Regions from separate parts of the Homo sapiens genome. Here regions 1 and 3 are each linked to region 2. A link is a contact called in ENCODE Hi-C or POLR2A ChIA-PET data. All regions are on one chromosome and are shown on one strand. Each heading gives the region's core, a stretch centred on a gene start or an enhancer-like site at or near the end of the contact. The rest is flanking DNA. Distances are from core to core; before and after follow the strand shown.

Region 1 (3,817 bases), core at 1,001-3,500, 330 kb after region 2:
ATAGAATTTAAATTTATACCTACTGATCTTTCTGTTGCAGGCAAGGATATTTGTAGCCACATTTACCCTTACTCAAAAAATATCTACTGTATGCTAAATCTTATATCCACACACTATGTATTCACCATAAAAAGGCAAAAATGAAAATCCAACAATATGTATCAGTCCTGAGTAAACATAACTTCTCTCAGAGGGGCATTCAGAGGAGTATAGTGGACCAACAACTTTTTAAGGGGACAAAACTTATAGGACAAGAGAGACAGTTTATACAAAAAAACTTTCCACTTTTTTTCTATATTTACGTCACATTTTGAACTTTTATCGTGTTAACAAGATTTCGATCTCATTGCATGCTTTCATGTCTCTGCTAAACACAAAAATAAGCTGGAAGTGTGGGGGACACTAAATTCATATTGGGATGAGCAGAAAGTGATGCACTATATTAGGTATCCACCAATCTACTGACTGATATTAGCATTCCAGATATTCACAGACTTCAATACTGACTGTAATACTGAACCTTGCTAGTGTCCACTGCACAGTGGTCATGGCCCACAGCACCCAAAGGATGCAATGTCTTAGCCACAGTCGTCTCTGTTCCTCACCGACAACATGGAAAACTTGGCAAGGACACTTGGATTTGCAATTAAAATTCTAGGCCACAAACTTTCTTACCAAGAAATGTTCCTATAATTTGGGAAGGCTACATGCCTTCACCTTTTTTCTTGTTATAAAAAAATGATTTCAAAAAGCATTGTTAGCATCTTGGTCTGTCTCCTCCATGCCTTACAATTGCAGTCAAATAAAGTTGAAAACTCAAATTCTTTAATAGATTACTATAGGTTCTTTTCTGGTTTTGATATAAATTAGTATTATTGAGAGATCATCTGGGCTGTAAGAGACATCTTACGATAGTAAAATCTTGCCATAACTACATAAGTGGGGTTTTAAAAAGCCAAGGGTAAAATGCAGGGTTGCATTATTCGAGGTTAATGAGTTGCTTGTTGGATCTGTGTATCCAATTGACAAGAGAGATCTGGAAGCATAATCTAAATCCATCCCAGTCCCAACTCAGTTTGCTGCCACCTGGTGGCAGTAGTCCACAACAGCTTAACTATCTCAGTGGTCAGGAGATTTCCAGGACAGGCTCAATGAAACCCCAGCTCTGGTTATTTGATCCCCATTTCTCTGGCTGTAACTGTGGGATATTAGGCTAGGAAAATACTGAGGATGCAGGGAGCCACCCTTCACGTTATCACCTGCTTCATCACACAATGTTGCCTGACATTTCCAAGATAAGATCTTTTACCTGACCTCCCTTGAGAAAATAGTAGCAACCAATTGCCAATTGCTTTTTATCAGGATTCACATTATCTTGGTGCTGTATTGTTGAGGGGTTTATGTTAATTTGAAACACATGAAAAGTAACAGAGGACAAGAGCAAAATTCTGGAGCATGGTTCCAGGTAATTCTTCCATGTGCTCCCGGGTTTAACGTAATGTTAAGAGAATCGACTCCCAGCCAGCACAATGACTGATTGACAGAAGTGTGCTGTCTTTGGGCATGGATTCTTGCAGTTTGGAATGTCTCCCTGCTTCTGTTGTGTGAAATAATTGGGTTAACACAGAAGCTCACTACCTGGAAAGATTAAACATAGGGGCCTCATGTACTGTTTTAACTAAACCATTTCTTGAACATCTTTAATAGTTCCTGACAAAATAGGGTCTCTTTGACTGTTAAAATTGTTATTTTTAAAAACACTATGATACTTTTGTGTATAGATAATTATAGAGAAATTTAAAGTGACCCACAATCTCACCACCCCAAAAAATCAAATTATGTTTAAAGGAATACATAAATATATTTCAAAAATTCAAGTAGTGCTGAGAATAATAAAATGAAAATTAGAAAGTCTTTCCTCATCTCCTTCCCCCCTGAAATTACCACTATTAAGTTTCCTTTATAATGTTTTGGTTTTATGCATACAATAGAACAGTTCTGCAACTTACTTTTTGCACAAAATAACATCTTTTGGAAAGATATTTCCATATATCAACATATACACGTATAGATCTACCTCGTTAGAAAAGTCACAGAGAGAAAATCATTCACCATGTTATCATAGTTTTTATCCAAGTCTAGAGCCTGTGATAAAAGAGTTTCATACAAGTGTATCTTAGTCAACTTGAGTTGCTGTAACAAAAATAACATGAAATAGGTGATGTCAAGAACAGAAACTTATTTCTCACTCTTCTGGAGACCAGGAAGTTCAAGATGAAGATGCAAGTAACTCGGTTCCTGGTGAGGGCCTTCTTCTTGGTTTGCGAGTAGATGCCTTCTTGCTGTATCTTCACCTGGTGGGGACAGAGAAGAAGCAAACTCTCTTGTGTCTCTTCTTATAAGAGTACTAATCCCATCACAAGAGCTCCAACCTCATGGTTAATTACTTTCCAAGGGTGAAACCCTTCACCTCCAGATACCACCACTTGGGGATTAGGATTTCAATATCTGAATTTGGGGGAATTTAACAAATGTGCTGTCAATAGAAAAGTGTTTTTTCTGAAATGACCCCAGGGATCATGAGTGAGGCATAGAGAAAGTGTGCCTCACCTGCAAGATGGCCTCCTAGTTCCCTGCCTCCTAGTATTCACACTCTTGTGTAATCCCCTCCTGCATTGAACCTGGGGTGATCTATGTCACCAGTAGCATACAGTACAAGTGACAGTATGTCCCTTCTGAAACTAGGTCATTAAAGATAGTGTGGCTTCCTGCTTGCACTCTCCTTTGCCCTCTGTTACATCGCTCACTCTGGGGAAAGCTGGCTGCCACCTCGTGAGCAGCAGTCCATGTAGTGAGAAACTGAGTGCTCCTGCTCACATCCCTGTAAGTAACTTTAGAAGTGGGTCCTCCAGCCCCAGCCAAGCCTTATGATGAATGCACTCCTAGCTCACATTTGGAATGCATCCTCATGAGAGACCCTGAGACAGACAGAACCACTCAGCCAAGCTGCTTCTGAAGTTGACCACAGAGACTGTGAGAATAAATGTTTGTTGTCTTAGGCCGGGCGCAGTGGCTCATGCCTGTAATCCCAGCACTTTGGGAGGCCGAGGCAGGCGGATCACGAGGTCAGGAGATCGAGACCACCCTGGCTAACATGGTAAAACCCCATCTCTACTAAAAATACAAAAAAATTAGCAGGGCATGGTGGCAGGTGCCTGTAGTCCCAGCTACTCAGGAGGCTGAGGCAGGAGAATAGTGTGAACCCGGCAGGCGGAGGTTGCAGTGAGCCGAGATCGCGCCACTGCACTCTTAGCCTGGGCAACAGACAGAGACTCCGCCTCAAAAAAAAAAAAATTGTTGTCTTAAATCACTAAGTTTTTTATGTAATTTGTTGCATGGCAATAGATAGCTGATACAGGAAGTCAAGCAGAGGAGGGAAAGGCAGTGTAAGAATGTGTTGGTCACCTTTTTTTTTTCTTTTTCTTTTCTTTTTTTTTTTTTTTTTTTTTTTGAGACAGGCTCTTACTCTGTCACCCAGGCTGGAGTGCAGTGGCATGACCTTGGTCCACTGCAGCCTCAACCTTCTGGGCTCAAGTGATCCTCCCACCTCAGCCTCCTGAGTAGCTGGGACTACACACGCATGCCACCATGCCTGGATAATTTTTGTATTTTTTGTAGAGACGGGGATTCACTATGTTTCCCAGGCTGGTTTCAAATTCCTGAGATCAAGTGATTCACCTGCCTCAGCCTCCCAAAGTGTTGCGATTATAGGTATGAACCACCATGCCTGACATGTGTTGGTTACTTCTATGGTCAA
Region 2 (4,000 bases), core at 231-2,730:
TGGTTGTATTTGGCCTTCAAAAAATGTTGATTTTAACATTTGGCCATTTGGCAACTATTCAATACACCTCTAATTCAGATAAATTATTTATTCCTGTTTTTAACATTTGAACATTCTCGCCAACTCCCACTTGAAAAAATAAATAAGTGGTTTATTTTCTCCAATTTTGCCCTGAAGGATGACTGGAGATCATGTTGTCAGTGGAGCCCTTTTTGGGGATTACTAGCACTTTCTACTACTCTTCACCAGCTCTTTAGGTCAGAGGCAAAGGGGAGAGGGTTATATGCAGATGAAAGGCACCCTAGTGTCTCTACTGCATCCTCTGAACCTCTTGTTAACATACCTTACCTGAACAAGCCTGTTCTTGCCCAAACCTCCATCTTACAAAATATCTACTAAGAAAAGGGGGCGAGGACGGCTAGGACGACTCTAACAAGTTATAATATTATAAGATCAAATCCAAAGAGCTGGACTTTTCCTGTGGCCTCTCTTCCTAGGCCTTTGCTTTCAACATCCAACACTTTCAGGCCCTTCCTGTACGAACTGAGCAATGTGCTTCCTCTCATCACATGCCTGTAACTTTCTGGCTGGAGAGATCGAACCGATGTTGGAGACAAATTAAAAAAAAAAAGAGCGGAGAAAAAAGGTATAGACACTCAAAGATCATCTGGTTGGCACCTCCCTGAAGGCACATATAATACATTCCAGAAGGAGGGAAGGAAATCCTGGGCGTATGAATGAGATTCTACGGCCTGCGTGGAGCGGCGCTCTGGGCTGCTCCTCCCATCCCCGCATGGAAAGTTAGGCGTTTCTAGCCACATTAATTCATCCTAAAGGAAAAGAGGCGACAGCGGAGCAGCGTGCGCGCGGGGGAAAACACCCGCCCACGCGTGCCTTCGCCAACGCAAAGACGCAGCTCACACCCGTAACCGAGGAAGAGGGAGGCTCCCGCCGCGCTCACTTCCTGCGGGAGAGAGGAAAGACATCTTGCGGCAGGGAGGCCGGTGGCAGTTCCGCCCCTGGACCGGCCGGCAGCGGAGCGCACCCCGCCGCCACCTACGTGGCGCTGCCTGCTCGGGTGGCGCAGCGAGTAAAGGCCACCCCCGCCGTGCCCCGCGGTCCCCGGCCTTCCCACGGACGCCTGGCCCGGCCCGGGCGAGGGGCGACCGGGGTGAAGCCCGCCGCGCCCCGGGCCCTGCGGCAGGGCGACTCCGGGAGGCACAGGGCGCGCGAGGTGCAGGGGCGCGCAGGCCGCCGCCGGGTCACCCACCTTTCGCACTCTGCGGGCCGTGTAGAGCCCCATGCCGTCCTGAACCCGGGAGGACTTCAGGGAGAACCTGTCCGGCACGTACATGCCCAGCATTTTCCCGGGCGCGGCGGCCGCCGCCTCTCTCAACACCGGCGCTTAGCGCCCGGCAGGCGGCACATCGAAATTTGGGGTGCCAGGGTAGAGGGGAGAAACCGGCAGGGAAGGAGGAAATGGAGTTTTCCTCCCAGAATCCCCACCTCCCTGCCGATTCCAGGATCCCCCGCGGCTCAGCCCCTCCTCGTCCCGGGTCGGGCTCGGCCCGGATCCGTTCCTGCCATTCCTGCTGCGGGGGCGCGGGGGGCGCGGGCCTGGGCGCTGCGGGCGCCGGGACGCCGCTCGCTGATTGGCCCGAAGTTGGCGGCTCTGACCCGCGCCCGGGCGCGAAGCCCGGAGCAGGGCTGACCCCAGGGCCTCAAACCCGGAGGCCCGCGAGCTGCGCGGGCCGTCAGCACCCCTAGCCCCGGCGCGGCGGCGTGCGTTCCCGCCTTTGTCCAGCTCTGGGTTTTCAAACCTTGCCCCGCTGAACCATTACTCCCTGTAGGGGAGTCTCGCTTGCTTCTCTTCAGATGCAAAACGAAATGGACCTTCACACAGCTGGGGCATCCTCCAAAACAACTTTATCAAGTTCCTGACTCTGAAAGCCAGCTTATTGCCGACTACTGAGAACGAACCCTGCGGTCTAGGAAATTTCCGTGCTTCTCACATTTGAGTTATGCGTCTTTGCTTTTTTTCACGTTTGTTGCAGAGGCTAGAACTTAATAAGGGATCGCAAAGTATGTTGATTAACGTACGGAAAAATATGTTGCAAACAATTTAATGTTTTAAGCACTAGAAACTAGATATTTTATGGTAACATAACCTCTGGGAAGTTCTTATACTTCTCAAGGTACAATATTCCTGAGACCTCCCTTGCTTGATAATCATTAGACGTATTACGGATTTTCAGACATACGGAAGTGGATTTGTGGGAGACAGGAGGGGACACCCAAACAATAGCATCTGGTGTCACAACAATGCAATAAAGTCACAAGTCTTGTTTTAGTGTTTTTAATAAGCTGTTAGGCTGTGCAGTGTGCCCAGGACCTTTAAAAGCCTGTTTCATCCTTCAAAGTGATCCTGGGGTCATCTACTCATTTCTCTTGATATTTATGGTAATTTTCTACTCTAGGGTCTTTTCTCGGAAACCATTTGATGTTCTTAATTGATGTTCTCATAAACCATTAAAAGCACACACAAAAGTTTGACAAAATTACAGACTACACACACACACCATGGAAACGATTCCTGTTTCTGCAGGAAACCCTTGGAACATAGTTCCTAAGCAGATTTTTTTTTTTTTTTTTTTTTGACAGGGTCTAGCTATGTCTCCCAGGTTGATCTTGAACTCCTGGGCTTAAGGGATCCTCCGGCGGCGTTGGCCTCCTGAAGTGCTGGGATTACACACTTGAGCTACCACACCCGGCCCCTATGTAGATTTTGATTCAAGTTTGGAAAAAGGTTTAAAAAACAAGAACAAAAGGCATTATGGGAAAAAAAAATCATGTAGTGGCAATATTCGGAGACTTTAAGGAACACAGTAAATGATGACATGATCCTCTTTCTAAGAAATGTAAGTTTAGCTTTCACAGCAGGGAGAGGAACACTTAGCCACTCTGTGAGTTTTGATACCTTTGACTTCCCATGGAAGATCTCTAACTTCTCTAGGGGAAAATAAATCAATAAAAACAAAAACTCTCTTTTGGGGGAATTGGGAGTTCCATGGCCTTGAAAAATAGTAGGTGTTCATTAAATATGTCTTGAATGAAAGTCACTTCTGAGGCTGATCTGAGATGTTCAAAAATTCTATGGTGAGCCTAGAATTTACTTGACTTTTTGTTGTGCTTCACAAGGAACTGGACTAAGTAGGTTTTCCAGGGTTCCTTAGAACCAGGGCTGAAACCATGCCAGACCAGATCCACTGGGCCCACAGTCCAGAAGGTGGGGCCCTGGCATTTTCCTGGAGCATTCAGCTCTTTGTCAAACACAGGCTTCCAGCCACCCTTAAGCCATCCAGGGCTCTCAGTCAAATGCTCTGCCACTGTCTCTTTGGGCACGAGAATTTCCACAGCTTTTGATCGCTGGAGAGGAAAACGTTTTTTGGTTTTAGTCTGAAACAATCCTTATTTAGGGATCCTTATTTAGGCATATCTCTCAAATATTTGGTTGCATGCTGTCTTTCTGGGGAGCAAGGCTGCAGCCTTGAGAATGCCCCTCTCTGAATGTAGGCTTCTTTACTAATTAGAAAATGGTGAAAGTATATAAATAAAATTTTAAAGATAAATCTGAAATCAATAAGATGAGAAACTTTCCAGATATTTTATGAAGCTTGGTCAGATATTTTTGTTACAATTGACACATTCAGTGTATTTCATTAAAGCATGCAATGTTCTTTTTTATCTATTTAATGGAGTGTTCTGAAGATCTACTAACTAAAACATAGGAACTAGCAATAAAAAGTTCTTAATAATAAGTTCCATTACAACACACAAAAAGGATACATGTTTGCCAAATCAAAATGCACAGTATTGACCGGATATTTGATTTTGAAGCCTGTAAGACAGTGATAGTACAATGAGTCATTTCTTAAAACTTTAAAAGCTAGAAAGCGACCTTTCAATATTATCTTTGAAAAACGGGAAATTAAAAGTCTGC
Region 3 (3,579 bases), core at 605-3,104, 400 kb before region 2:
CATGTGCCTCTACATACTCTGCCTACCCCTTATCCAAAGTATCTTGATGTTCTTTCCTATACTGTTGAAATGTCCTTTTAAATCACCTCTCAGCTTCTATTCCTCTCCCCAGAATCTATTTCCCACAGAGTAGCCAGAATGACCCTTTGAAAACTTAACTCATATTGATTCACGGCCTGCCTAAAATAGTATTTTAATACCTAAAATGCTATTTTACTCCTAATAAAATCCATTATGATAGCATCATCAAGAAATCTCTGAAAATCAGGAAGGCTGTCTTCTCCAACCTCATGCCATTCCACAAATTATTATATTTTAGCTTGGCTTGAATCCTCTTGTTCCTCAATTACCAAACTTTTTAATACTCAGGGCCTTTTCACTTGCTATTTTCTCCTTTCATCCTGTCTGGTTCTTTGAATGGTTTGTTCTTTTTTGTTATTCAAGCATCAACTAAACACCAGTCTCAAAGAATTTAACCCTATCTGTCCTAGCTAAGTAAACCTCTCTAATTAAAATCTATCATGTTGCCCAGTTCAATCCATTCAAAGTACCAATTAAATCTCTAAATCTTTTGTTTACGCACGTTTATTGATTGTCTCCACCCAGTAGAATGTAAGCATCTTAACACCAAGACTATCACTGTTTTGTTATCCATATATTCTCAGTACTAAGCAACATGCCCATTATATCTAATATTCAATAAATATTTACCGAGATGAATAGGTGACTACATTAATGAATGGCATTAACTGCCTATGAATTGTGGGACTAACAGTCTCATATAACTAACAATTGTGGTTGCTGGCATAATGCATAATTTTCACTGTTTTATTATGTGGTTACAGATAAATATGTTTATTCATATTTATCCAGGCAGTTTACAATATGATGATGTGGCTACTAATTTATAGTAACTAAAATTAAGAAACCATATAAAAACTCATCAGCAAGTGAATGCTTAAATAATTTTTAGAACATTCATATTGTATAATATCACAAAGCCTTTTAAAATGTTGATACAACTCTCTAGTTAGGGAATTAAAAGATGACCATCATATGTCATCACATGGAAATAGGTTACAAAAGATCTTTTCTAATATGAACTTATTACTAGTAAAGTACAAAGACAAAGAAGAGCATCTGGAAACAAAATATATAAGAAAATACTAGCAAGGGTAACATCCTGGTAGTGACATTATAAGTAATTTGGTTTTTTTTTCTGCCCTTGTAATAGCACAAATATTCTCCAATTAATATATCCTGGACAGGAATTATCTTATAATTAGAAAAATAGCCTGTACAACTAGTTATAGTTTGGGAAAAACAGAAAAATTAAAGTACGAATTTCCATTATTTATAAAAATATTTGTTCCATTTCTACCTTTAGAAGGAATATAGAAGGAAATGTAATGTAATATAGAAGGAAAAGAAAATTTTAAAACTCCTTAAAGGACTTCAAAATACAAAATTTTCCAGTTTTATCTTATTTTGTTTATTCTTAAATATCATATACTACTTCCACATTCCAACACTCTCTTTTTCTTTCATTTCTCTACACACCCTAGTGCTTCTGTCACAGTTAAGTCAATGAATTTTGAGCAAGAAAATAAACCTCTCATTTATTTTCTTCCACTATAAACCTGACTGAACTAAAGAATAGGGTTTGTGTTTGGAATGGTTATGAAATTTATATTCTTGGGAGCAGAGACCAAGAATCCAAAAGGAAAGAATGGGTGTGAGGGACAGAAGTGGAAGCAGAAACACCTCTGGAGCAGTGTGACCTCTTCCCTTCCTTCCTTTTTTGCTGCCAAAAGCTGTGACTCAGAAGGGACAACACAAATGTGAAGGAAAGCAGATCCTTTCTGCTTACGTATTTCACGAGGGCCAATGAGAATTCTGCTTACATGAGGGCCAATGAGAATTCTGCTTACATGTGATAACAGGGGCGATGGAAATTTACTTTCATTCTTCATACCCTTTCCCCTCATATTCACATACTTGCCCATCTATTTAGATAACTAGAAAATGTTTCAGCCAAAGTATTCTTATAGCAATTCCAAATGAAGTTTAAAAAAAAAGGTGACTTTGTTTTTCTTTCATTTTTATAATACCATAGATCTGAGATTTTCTTAGTTTGAGGAATATTACATTTTAAAAGAAATTAAGGATCAGAAAATTGCCTCAGCCACGTAATTGAGGCTCCATAGGTGAGTTTCAACTTTATTTGGGAAATATTGCTATTGCTGTGCAGTAAAGTGATGCAGAATGTTAAATAGGACTCAGTCTAAGTTTATGTAGTCAAATTTTATTGCTTTCCAAACAAATGAAACTCATTCCTCCTGAATTTTATGGTTAGCTATTTGTCTTCTAAATCAAAGTTCTATGATTTTAGCATGGCAAGAATGTTGTTTAGCGACAACATTGCCATTTGTATTTCTGTGGTAAAGTTAAAAAGGAGAGTGTGCTCCTCTCATTTTCTTTTGTCTTGGTTCTGTCCAGGCCATGAAAGTTCTCTAACTGGTTACTCTGCAACTCTAAAGCACCTTTCTTTCTTAAGAGAGAAAACTAGCAACAATAAGACATATTCTAAGTCTTACATGGAAAGTAAAAACATATCTATTTATGATCAACTTTTCTAGCTTATATTGGAAATACTACTAAACACAACAGAGACCATTCCTCCCTGATTCATATACAAAAGAATTAATAAGTACACATACTGTGGACCTACTACAAGGTATAAAAATGGTGGCAACTCATACTGTCTTTGTGAGCCAATTAAAAATGTCTATTTTAAGTTTAGCAAATTTAATAAAATCAATAACACCAGAGACTAGTATAGGAAATGTTTCTGGCAGTCTTTTGTGATATGTACAGATCACTTTTATATTTGGGAGTAATTATAATGACCATAGTTTTCTAAATTAAGTACCAGCAATGGAAATGATTGAATGATGCCAGGCCTGCACATCCCCCGAGACATTGCATTTTCCCTCATCTCCAAATGGAGTCACTTGACTCCACATTGACACTTGTTTTTCACTTAGATTCCAGGAATAATTGTGATTTTAAGGAAATTAAAAAAAAAATAGAAACTAGATCAACACTCTAGCAGAAAATCATCATTATTTTTTATAAGATGTCCTTGATAAAAATTCATGTACTGTGTGCTAAAGAAAAACTCTCCATCTTATCCCTCCAGTTTGTAACTGATTTCCTGTCTTATACACAAAGCCAATGCCCATGTTTGATGCCATGCTTACTGTCCAGTATTTCTGTCCCTCTATTCCAGCGGTGTCTTATGTTTCTTTGGTAATACCTATCTTGCCTTATACAAAATAAAATGAAAATGGATTAAAACAACTAGAGAAGCAAGAGCAAACCAAACCCAAAATAAGTAGAAAAAAAGAAATAATAAGGATAAGAGCAGAAATAAATGAAATTGTAACAAAGAAAACAATATAAAAAGTCAATGAAACAGAAAGTTGATTCTTTCAAAAGTTAAACAAATTGACAAACTTTTAACCAGATGAAGAATAAAAGAGAGGAGATCCAAATAAATAAAATCAGAGAGTAAAA

Evidence for each region. A loop is a pair of places that touch in the nucleus more often than their neighbours do. ChIA-PET counts read pairs that join two places held with the same protein, here RNA polymerase II (POLR2A). Pooled maps may share reads with other maps.
Region 1: a pooled map shows a loop between it and region 2 (4-fold over the local background). The contact joins the enhancer-like site here to the promoter of PRDM5 in region 2. A Hi-C loop is called at or near these places in 1 of 168 maps with a recorded cell type or tissue (psoas muscle) and 5 of 50 pooled maps. POLR2A ChIA-PET finds 5 or more read pairs at or near these places in 1 of 52 experiments (activated CD4-positive, alpha-beta T cell).
Region 3: a map of endothelial cell of umbilical vein shows a loop between it and region 2 (12-fold over the local background). The contact joins the enhancer-like site here to the promoter of PRDM5 in region 2. A Hi-C loop is called at or near these places in 2 of 168 maps with a recorded cell type or tissue (ascending aorta and endothelial cell of umbilical vein) and 7 of 50 pooled maps.

The regions. Positions count from the first base shown.
Region 1 is chr4:121,251,326-121,255,142 of GRCh38, forward strand. No RefSeq gene overlaps it. Among named protein-coding and RNA genes, the nearest start is that of TNIP3, 89 kb to the left of the region's middle. Within about 2 kb of position 2,251, at least 4 of the 41 ENCODE cell types and tissues checked have a DNase peak (open chromatin) inside an H3K27ac peak, as active enhancers do.
Region 2 is chr4:120,921,246-120,925,245 of GRCh38, forward strand. PRDM5 (PR/SET domain 5) reads right to left here and starts at 1,481. Exons shown (of 16, transcript NM_018699.4): 1 at 1,271-1,481. The coding sequence starts at 1,363. It overlaps LOC105377399 (a long non-coding RNA gene), which reads left to right and starts at 1,691. Exons shown (of 2, transcript XR_001741804.2): 1 at 1,691-2,082.
Region 3 is chr4:120,516,302-120,519,880 of GRCh38, forward strand. No RefSeq gene overlaps it. Among named protein-coding and RNA genes, the nearest start is that of PRDM5, 400 kb to the right of the region's middle. Within about 2 kb of position 1,855, at least 4 of the 41 ENCODE cell types and tissues checked have a DNase peak (open chromatin) inside an H3K27ac peak, as active enhancers do.